Regions from separate parts of the Homo sapiens genome. Here region 1 is linked to region 2. Evidence: chromatin loops called from intact Hi-C (ENCODE). Cell type or tissue: sigmoid colon. All regions are shown on one strand. Each heading gives the region's core, and the rest is flanking DNA. Links, peaks and the distances in the headings are about the cores only.

What was found. A loop is a pair of places that touch in the nucleus more often than their neighbours do. Peaks named below come from ENCODE experiments on the same cell type or tissue, not always from the same donor. Only the 100,000 strongest peaks of a DNase experiment are listed, where the experiment ranks them.
Region 1: a loop joins it to region 2, with 7 times the contacts of the local background. A loop is called at or near these places in 1 of 110 quality-filtered maps.

The regions. Positions count from the first base shown.
Region 1 is chr21:35,921,962-35,927,341 of GRCh38, forward strand. No RefSeq gene overlaps it. Among named protein-coding and RNA genes, the nearest start is that of LINC01436, 81 kb to the right of the region's middle. In sigmoid colon, for the core only: no CTCF peak of the experiment used is centred there; DNase peaks (open chromatin) are centred at 3,110 and 3,850; H3K27ac peaks cover 573 bases.
Region 2 is chr21:34,524,747-34,530,126 of GRCh38, forward strand. All of the region lies in intron 1 of RCAN1 (regulator of calcineurin 1), which reads right to left. Among named protein-coding and RNA genes, the nearest start is that of KCNE1, 15 kb to the left of the region's middle. In sigmoid colon, for the core only: no CTCF peak of the experiment used is centred there; DNase peaks (open chromatin) are centred at 445, 2,155 and 2,385; H3K4me3 peaks cover 2,737 bases; H3K27ac peaks cover 2,008 bases.

The DNA of each region.
Region 1 (5,380 bases), core at 224-5,223, 1.4 Mb after region 2:
GTACCCCAAGCCCCTGACATGGGTATTTTCATTTGAAGTTCTAAGACCTTATTTCTGCAAGGAGGCTCTTCTATCTCCCTGACTTCTACCCATTGAGTCCCCAACCCAACTCCAGCTCTTTATATCAAGGCAAATTATTCTCTTTCTCATCACATTCTGTTCAACTGTGTGCAGATAGCTCGTGTTTCCCACCATTTGCTGTTGCTAAGTCAAAGTCCACACAAGGTATTTAGTTCTTATGAATATACATCAGAGCCTGCAGCATCAAATACCAGATTCTCTGCCCTTCTCTGATCTCTCTCCAGCTCTGCTTCTACACCTTTCTATTACTGAAGTCCCACAAATGTGTTAAAATATCCCAGCTGTGCTACCAGCAGCCCAGAACACGGAATAAACCATACTGATCTTACTCTTGAAAAAACTGTATTTCACGAACAGAATTCTTCCTCATTGTTTTATATCGTAACTGTCATTATGAGAGAAGACACCACTGCAGCCCCACATCCCGTGATCCAAGGGCAGATACCTAGCACATATCAGGTGAATATCTTGTTTCTCCATGTTAAATTGTGCTTAATTGTTTTTCTATTTGCAAACATAGGTCTCCTTCATACTGGGCATTGACCACAATGGGTGGCCAAAAAGAGAGAAGATTTTCTTGAATATGAATACAGATTTAAGCGGGAGAAATTGTTATAAATCATGGCACTGTCTTCCAAAGGCCGAGTGCACAGCATAAAACTTTCCCGGTTCATTTCAAGCCACTATTGAGTTCATCAATGCTTTATTTGTGAAAGTAAATTCTTAGCCTTACAAAACATCTATTCAAACATCAATGACTCAGAATTCTGGGACTTTCCTGCTAGTCTGGAAATCATGTTTATGATACAAGTGCCTAGTTAATAAAAGCCTGCCTTCCATGCGTCAAAGACCTTTATGATCTTAAAGAAAGAAAAAGTGGAGACGCTGCACTGGCTGCTTTCCTTTGTCCTTCTTTTGCTATGTCCATGATGTTTGTGAGGTTTTGTTGCACTTAAAATTAATTGGTGGATATTTGGGGCAGCGAAACTATGCTGCATGAGACTGTAATGGTGGATCTGTGTCTTTATATGTTTGTCCAAACCCACAGAATGTACAATGTGGAGGGTGAAACTTAGAGTAAACCACGGGCTCTGGGTGATGGACATGTAGCAATGCAGGTTCATCAATTGGAATAAATGCACCACTCTGATGAGGGATGTTTCTAGTTGGGGAAGCCATGCATGTGTGGGGCCTGAGGTGTGTGGGAAATCTCTGCACCTTCCTCTCGGTTTTGCTGTGTACTTAAACTGGTCTAAAAAATAAGGTCTATTAATAAATAGATAAGTAACCAATCCTGTTGGAAGCTGGCCTTGCTACTGCACTCACAGGCTCTTAAAAATTTGAGGGAGAATGTTTCCCTTCAAAACACAGGAAAAGTGCAGGTAGGAGCATCGTGGAAGGCCACCTTTGGAAGCTGGAGATTTCTGGAGAGGTTGCTCCTCCCTTAGGATGTTTATACCTGCTGTTCTCCTTACCTAGAAATCTCTTTCCACAGGTTTTGAGTGACTGATTCTTTCCTGTCATGCAGAACTCAACTTATTTATTTTTTTTCTTTTTGAGAAGAGTCTTACTCTGTCACCCAGGCTGGAGTGCAGTGGCACAATTTCGGCTCACTGCAACCTCTGCTTCCTGGGTTCAAGCCATTCTCCTGCCTCAGCCTCCCAAGGAACTGGGACTACAGGCTCACACCACCACACCCAGCTAATTTTTGTATTTTTAGTAGAGACAGGGTTTCACCATATTGGCCAGGCTGGTCTCAAACTCCTGACCTCAAGTGATCCACCCACCCTGACCTCCCAAAGTGCTGGTATTACAGGCGTGAGCCACCACGACCCACCAGAATTCAATTTAAATGTCATCTCCTCATAGAAGCCATCCCTGACAACGGTAAGGTGATGTATCTGCCAAAATGAGCAAGGAGAGAGAGACTGTGGTCCGAAGGATTGGCCCCCATCTCAGCCTCTCTCTGTGTCTATACCCTTGCCCAGCCTCATCGTGCAAAGAATGCATTTTATTTCCCCTTGACTTTCAGCTTGGCCATGTGACTTGCTTCAGCTGATGGCATGTGGGCAGAAGGAGAGTTTGCCAGGGCAGCCCAGACCTGAAGCAGCCTTTTGTTTTCCCATTTGCCTCCCAAACCTCTCCACCAGAAGAGCATGCCACTGCTAACCCCGTGGTTAACCTCCAACCCCAGGCAGAGAATGAGCGATGCCTGGAGCAGGACCACCCAGCCACACCCACCACGGGTGTGCAGCCACAATGAGTTCTCCTTTGCAGTCACTGAGTTTTGGGGTGCTACTATGTGGCATGATGTGACAAATGATATAACAGGCGTGTGGAGTTCTCTTCATAAAGAGAACTTTATGGCACCCAGCAAGCATTTGTTGGCCATTTATCACTCTCCACATCAGTCTTGCAACCCCTTTTGCATTTTGAAATTACAGATGAAGACAAAGAATAATTAGCAAGTGCTCATATTGCTTATTATCGTAACATCTGTCATATTTATATCAAATTATTCTAAATGTGCAAAATATATGTTACCCATGAGATTGAAATATGCCCTGAGGTCAGAAACTCCACTGTAACCCACTGAAGATGAGCCAGCAAAGTCCATCAAGGCTGCCTACTTGGCTCTCTATGCTTCCCCAACTTGGTGCCATGTTGTCCCTGGCACTAACCTTACAGGAGGTTGGTAGAGGGTGGAAGAGAAAGGAAGGGGGGCAAAGGACAAGAGAGAAGTTAAGAAACTGCACTGACACTTGGTTGGAACCAACAGAATCTACTCCTTACAGGGACATCACGTCCTGAGATATTTATGACTATTGCACAAGAGATCAAACGTCATCATCCTCTTGGGGAAATGGCTTCAAAACCCATGAGGCAGTTTATAAGCTCTGAAATCTCCTAACAAATGAATGGAAAATTTCTTTGGAGGTTCCATGATTTGTCTGCCAACTCCCAAGAATACGCACATACAGGCACACACAGCTGCATCCAGACCTTCCACCTCTTGCTGCTGTCAACTTTGTTAGCTGAGACAGGCCAAGACATACTCACCAGCCCCTTGCTGAGATGTGACTCACCTCTCATACCCTCTTTCCCAACATCGTCATCAATGCCACCTCCCCTTCCCACAGGCTACTCCTCACCACCAAACCACCAGAAGGTGTACAGTGGCCACAGCCATGGTGAGACACCAGCAGACTCCCACATCCCTTGCGGATTTATTTGGTTTCATCGATGCATTAGACCACACATGGGAAGAAAATGAGCAAGTGCAAGAGAAAGGTTTCTTTGATCCTAAATCTGGAAATGAAATATATTTACATAAAGCCATGAAAAGCCAGAAATGGCCAATGAGAAACCACAGCTTGACTCTCAGAGTTAAACACCATTATCAAGCTTTTGTATGTCCTTAATGGCTCCTAAAAGCTCCATTTAAAAACAAACCAAAACTCTGGCCAGAGCTGAAGAGACTCTTACAATCAGTGAGGCCTGGGCCTGGGTGAGATCCGTCAAGCTTGTAAACCTCTCATTCCACCCCTCACCACTCCCCTCACCCAGTGGCATTAACACCCGTGAGCTTCACCCATACATAACTCAGCTCAGCCACTCTTATTATCTTGGCAGCCTCCGGGAGCCTTTCGCCAAGGTTCTGGGCTCTTTCAGTCAACATGACCAATTCCACATCCTTTTATTAATTACTAACCATTTCCCCTTGTAGTCAGCCCTGAAATCCCTGCTTTGATCTGCCTGACAGGTCACATGGTGTGTGCTTCTGAACACAACCCCTCCCATGGCCGACTTCGAACTGGCAAGCCTGGCAGACATACACACAAGCTAGAAAGACATTTCCTGTAGATACAAGAAAAAGAGGGAGTTCTACCAGGAAACCAATGGCCACAGAGAATTTTTGTTAATTCATTCTTATATATAATAAATAGATTATTTATTATTAATAAATAATCTATTTATTAATTATAATAAATAATCTATTTATTAATTATAATAAATAATCTATTTATTAATTATAATAAATAATCTATTTATTAATTATAATAAATAATCTATTAATAAATAACTTGTTTATTAATTATAATAAATAATTTATTAATAAGTGATTTGTTTATTAATTATTAATAATTTATTAATTATTAATAAATAATTTATTTATTAATTATTAATGATTTTTAATTATTAATTAATATTAAATTTATTTATTTATTAATAGCCTGTTGGTATGTATTTAAGAGCAAAATAACAGTGGCTGTCAAAAACACCCTACATCCTGTCCAATTAGAGAGACCATAACTTATTTAGATCACAAAAAGACCACGATTCTGAAACCTGAAGTCTAATGAGCTGAATTATGTGCTTAACGGAGAAGACTCATGGATGAGCCCTCTTGCAGCTTCTGTTAACCTTTTCTGAAGGCACTGGGTCCTCCACAGATCCTGACTGCAGGCAGAATGGCTGGAATGATGAGATGCCTGTCTTGTAACCAAGACCAGGACATAAGCAGATGCCATTCATCCAGACCCACTTTCTTCCTTGGACCACTGTCTATATAAACAGCCTTTCTGTTATTTCCAGTGTGGCATTACAACAAACCAGACACATTTTTCAGGGCACATTGATCTATCCCAAGGGTGTAGGTCTATTAATTCCCTCGAGGCTGACAGTGGATGCTTCCAGGGAAATCTGAAGGCAAGCACACAACTGAATTTAATGAAAATGATTGATTTTTTTTGGTCCACCCCAAGTATCAAAAAGAAAACAGGCCAGGCAAGGTGGTCCGCACCTGTAATCCCAGCATTTTGGGAATCTAAGGCAGGAGGATAGCTTGAGCCTAGTAGTTTGAGACCAGCCTCGGCAGCATAGTGAGACCCCATCTCTACAAAAAAAAAAAAAAAATTAATTAGCTGGGCATAGTGGTGCTTGCCTGTAGTCCTAGCTACTGGGAAGGCTGAGGTGGGAGGATCACTTGAGCCCAGGAGTCTGAGGCTACAGTGATCAGTGATTCAATGATTGCACCACTCTACTCCAGCCTGGGCAATATGGTCTCTGTGAAAACAGAAAATAAAAAATACAACAAACAGCCATTAACAGACTCAAATTGGTTGGCAAGAGTCAGATCCCACATCAGCTAAAATTGCCACATGATATAAAACACTAAATAATAAATGTTTACCTTTATTAAACATTCAGACCATTTCTGGTTAAGAAAACCCTGAACCTTTTTCACTGCATGGCTTAAGATGCAGGTAAGCTAACCATCATCCTTCCTTTCTCTTGG
Region 2 (5,380 bases), core at 164-5,163:
ATGTCCTGAGCTCTTAGAATGCAAAGCTCGAGGTGGGGGATTACAAGCTTAGGTTGCTCAGGGGACAGCCCCCTAGGCTGGGTCCTGGAGTGTGGCTGTCGGTGGGGGCAGCTGGGGGCCACTGCAACTCCTCAGAGAGGGAGTTTAACTGGTGGACAGTCAAAGCTCCAAGGAAGACTGCATGGGCTTCTAGTCGCCGGGTTTTGTGAATCTTTTTACCAGGCAAAAACACTTAGGACAGTTTGTGGGAGCCCGTGTGAAAGGCAGAAGGGGCTGGCCAGGAAGAAGGGGATGGCGCAGGGTGTGGATGGTAGGCAGCGCGGACAGAGCTCACTGAGGACCTTGGAGAACCTATGGAAGGCGCAGTGTCTCTGCAGTGGGAGCGAGGATTCAGGATAAGAGAGGAGAGTGTCTTCAGGAATGTTCACTGCTAGCAAGCGCGGGGAGGCACTGGTGGATGCCTGCTCCACATGGGGCTGCGGGTAGGAGCAGGGTAGTCGGTCCCTGCCAGGCAGGTCGTTAAGGAGCAGTCGGAACAACCTACGACCTTGCTCTCCTTGCATTCCCCGGCTTTTCTTCAGTTTAGGGACATTTCTGAGACTTTCCCACGAGGGATCCCGCAGAGGCACGTGCGAAGGAACGCGGAGCTGGCGGACGGTAGAGTTCATCTGGCCGCCTCTCACTCTTTTTCCCCACCTCTCTTGAGCACGGGCAAGTTTCTGGCAAAAGTGTGTCTTCGTACATTTGGAATTTTGTATGACCTCATCAATAGGCACTGTGACCCACTGTTTAGTTTTGAAGTTATGATTCAGAATTTGGGAGAGATGACTTTGAAGAATATTTTTAGAATACAGGTTCAGGGCTTAGGACCAGAACAAAAGAGAATTCACATTATCTTTAAAATCTAGATTACTATGATGCCTTTCTCTTATAAAAGAATCTTATTTGTTCTAATAACTGATACCTAGTTATTATAGCTTTTGGATGGCATCTCTACTTCATTTAAAAAATAGTGATTTTACTCACATAAGGCTCATGTTAAGTGAACTCACTTTGTAGTACTTTAAAAACATAGAATGTGCTCTGCAATCTAGTCCAAACACTATGGTGCGAGCCCATAAGCATTATATACAATTATGGAGTTACATTTGATTTTTTTTAAAAAAAGAAACCTTCGCATGTCCCAATATGGCTTTGGATATAAAGCATATAACACCACCAGGCACAAATACCACCCCTCAAATAGAGCATACAGGATTCATTCCTATACAGTATTATTAAAGCTCAATTAGCCGGATAGCTGCTGATGAAAAAACTTACATTTTAATCAAATGAAGAAGAAAAGTGTAGTGATTAAAATGATTATATTAATCACCATCAAAGAGAGCTGCTGCCCAGGAGGCACACTGATCTCACACTTAATTTCTCCAGTTTTATTATTTGCTCTGGCGGCATTTTCTCTTGTTAGAGAAATCTGGGAGCTTGAGGCCAGGCCCTCATAATTACTACAAACATACAAATATCTTTATAACATTTATTTCCTAAGACGAAATGAAATTATTCACAACGCTGGCTACAAAAGTAAAACACTATTCACTGTCAGAAGAGGCCTCTTTCTGAAAAGTTCACTTACAACATACACAGAATGAAAAACACACGATGCCCCAACTCTCGCCTTCCTAGTGAGTTGGTTCAGGGGCCTGGATGTTGTCAAATATTGAGATCTTTAGAAATTCCTTCCTCAGTTAATTCCTCAGGCAACAGCTTTTGATTTTCAAGGCTCGAAAGACTTTGGATTTCTTTCAAAACCCCCAAACCCACAAGAGAGCCACATTCTCCCAAGTATTCAGTTAATAGTCCCAGTTAGCATAATGCTTTGAAAACTAAAGAAAATCACGTTATATTAGAAGCCTTACCCTGGTTTCACTTTCGCTGAAGATATCACTGTTTGCCACACAGGCAATCAGGGAGCTAAAACTGTAGTTAAAGTTTCTAAAATGCATCTTGCTTTCTTACAGTGAAAGCGCTACAGACCCACGCAGTCAAGCCCCTAGTGAGATTCCTTTCCAAGAGGCTGTAGGTTCCTTCTTGAGCTGGTGCTTATAAAGCAGTAAGGGCCAGCCCCCACTCCCTGGGGAAAAAAAAAGTGCAGCTTCCACAGCATCCTGTTTGGACAGCAAATTCCTGAGTCAAGTCCTGCATGCTTGCAGGCAGACAGGGACAAAGTGTAAGTTTCTACTGGAAAGAGGTGACGTCAACACCTTAGTCATTTTCCCTATGCTAATTAACTTTGCTTGGGGAGAATGGAAAAAACAGCTGAGGTTTGCTTCACAGCTGCTTTATCAACCTCTCTTGCAGCATAGTTTCCACTGGTAGTAATTCCATTCAGCTACTCAGACAACACGCTCCTCGGCCGAATGGGACGACCCTTCTTAAGATGGAAAATGTTACAAAAGAAAAAGGATGAAGGTCTGTGGCAATAAACAGCAATTAGACTGTAGGGAAATTTCAAGGCTTTGGGAAACCTGGAAACCAAAGTCCGGGTGACATACTTGATCCCTGGAATTTCCTGAAAACCTCAATCAAAGTTTCACTTTGGGGTATTAGAGAAAACATTTTGAAATCTGTCTTGGTCAATAAAAATTTTAAAGGACAAAAAGAGGAATCATTTTGAAGTGTAGTTAAAATTTTTTTCCCCAGTGACATTTTATTGGATGAATGTCCCAATTTCTACTTGTATCCCACAGTGGAATGGAGCAAACAGAACCTAAAACAATCCTAGGATTTTCATTTGAAAACTTCATTATTATAATTTGAGAACTGGGGATATGAAACACTTCGATCATTTTCAAAGCACTACTGAATTCAGGCAAAGGATACAAAAACACTAGCCTTTGAAACTGAGCAATCTAGCCTTTGAAACTGAGCAAAGAAGCATTAACCCATTTATGCCAGAGGTTGCAATTTTTTGAATTTTTGCCATCAGACCTTGGCAATGACCTTGAGCAATAGGATATAAATAACTCCCACATGCTTAGCGTTCCAATAATGGAACACTAGGCATAAATGGGTTAAGAGGTCCTGCTTAAAGACTCATAAACTAAATGTAAAAAAAAAAAAAAAAAGGAAAGGAAGAAGAAATGGAAAGAATGTACACTATAATTGAAAGGGAAGATGCAGGGAAGATGCCTGGTTTGGAGAAGTGCTCTGCGATGCAAGACTGACTCTAGTTCTTTCAAAAGGTTGCAACTCTTGAACCTTCTAAGTATTTTACCAGTTTAGATCCCTATGGCAGCCTGGGTCCTATGTTCTTCTCACTCTCTCCAATTTTATTATCACCTAAAAGCACTCAAGTTATTTAAGCATTCTCTGATTTAGGGGCACACAGGGACAGCTCTCAAGCTTCCAGAAGTTAAATGGAATCCTGCCATTCACATTTAAAAATTAACTTCAAAGAATCATTAAAGTCAGCCAATAATTTAAAATACATGCAAGAGGAAGAAACAAAGCAGGGCATTTAGCCTTCCAAAAAAGGAAAAGCAAAGTCCTTTTGGATGAGTGAGTGTTGCTTAATTTCAACGCACTGTGCCTTGCTGCCAACTGTAGAGTTATGTAAGAAACCAGTTATGGTGTTTGCTTTGCCAAATTATCCATAACTCCCAACCTGAAAAGACATAAACGCATGTATTCCAAAAAAGTGTAGAATACTGAACAATGCAACATGCATCAAACACCAAGGGGAAGTGGTCATCCTGGATGATGCTTCGAGAGGGAATGTGTATGCTTGCAGTCCTGCATTTTCAGTACAGGGAGCCTTTGTCTGTCCAGCAGGCACATGAAGATTGTGGTGGTGGGCAGGAGAGGCTAAGGGGAAACAGAGGTGAGGGGAGCAGACACAGTCCTGCATTCCACTCCTCCAGAGGGGCTTGGAACTTCTCTGATGTTCCCTCCCCCTCTCCAACTCTTTGTCTCCCCCTTTTCTCTTCTCCTGGCATGCACCTGGGCAAATTCCATTAAAAGGTGATCAGAAGAGACAGAAGAGGCTAATTTAGACACAAGAGGCTGATTTCACTGTCTTCTTTTCTCTTTTAAAATCATGACACAAAGTTCCAGCTCAATTTTGTGGGCAAATCTCAAACATCTCTGTTCATCTGAGACAACAGTGTGGGCTCACCCGAATATACAATTTTGATTTCGTTATATGGATGGAAAAAAAAAAAAAGAACGGTGAGGTATTTGAAGATTATTCAACTGTCTTTGCTCATAGAAATGATAAATCTTTCACTAGATTGCCCAAAAACATGTAATTCTATATCTGCCTTTGAATTGATCGGTTCTATCTATCTGAATTGAATTTAGTAAACTTGAGCACTTCCATTTTTAGATCAGGAGTAAGAGCCGGTCAAAATGGTGGCTGCCACTTTGTAGGGAGACTGGAATGCATGTTCTCTGGCAAAAAAATCACTGGTTCACAAATTGTACCAGAGCCCTGGATCAGGGGGAGGGCACTTAGGATCTGCCACCTTGGTTTTCCTTGGCTAAAATGTGAGAGGTATGGAGCAGATTTGAGTTTCCAAAGTGCGTCTTGCTGAGTAGCAGGAATCCTTAGTGGCACTTGGACACTCTGGTTGGCCAACAGGGCAAAGCACAGGGTTTCCTGGGACACCTGTCCCTGTACCCATAGGGTAAGACTGCCTTATGCTCATATCAATGCCTCCTCATCTGCTTATCTGACAATTCTTGCTAAGAGAGTCTGTCTTTGACTGCATGTCTATTATACGTGAACTTGCATTTCTAAAGGTCCTATGCAAATGAATTTACTTTATAAATAGTGATTCTCCCCACTGAGAATAAAAACGGATCCAAAGCAAGTATTTAAAAAGCTGACTTTCCTACTTGTATATTCCTTGTGGTTTTGGAGGCAAGTATATTCCTGATTCTTGCTTGCTGGTTGGATGTCAGTGATCTGAAGAAAGCAGAGCAAGACCCACAGCAAGACCTCTGATATGGTTGGGCTGTGTCCCCACCAAAATCTCAACTTGAATTGTATCTCCCAGAATTCCCACATATTGTGGGAGGGACCCAGGGGGAGGTAATTGAATCATGGGGGGCCAGTCTTTCCTGTGCTATTCTCGTGATAGTGAATAAGTCTCACGAGATCTGATGGGTTTATCAGGGGTTTTCACTTTTGCTTTCTCATCATTTTCCCTTGCTGCCGCCATGTAAGAAGTGTCTTTCACCTCCCGCCGTGATTCTGAGGCCTCCCCAGCCATGTGGAACTGTAAGTCCAATTAAACCTCTTTTTCTTCCCAGTCTTGGGTATGTCTTGTCTTTATCAGCAGTGTGAAAACGGACTAATATAGTCTCATTAGAGCTCTTG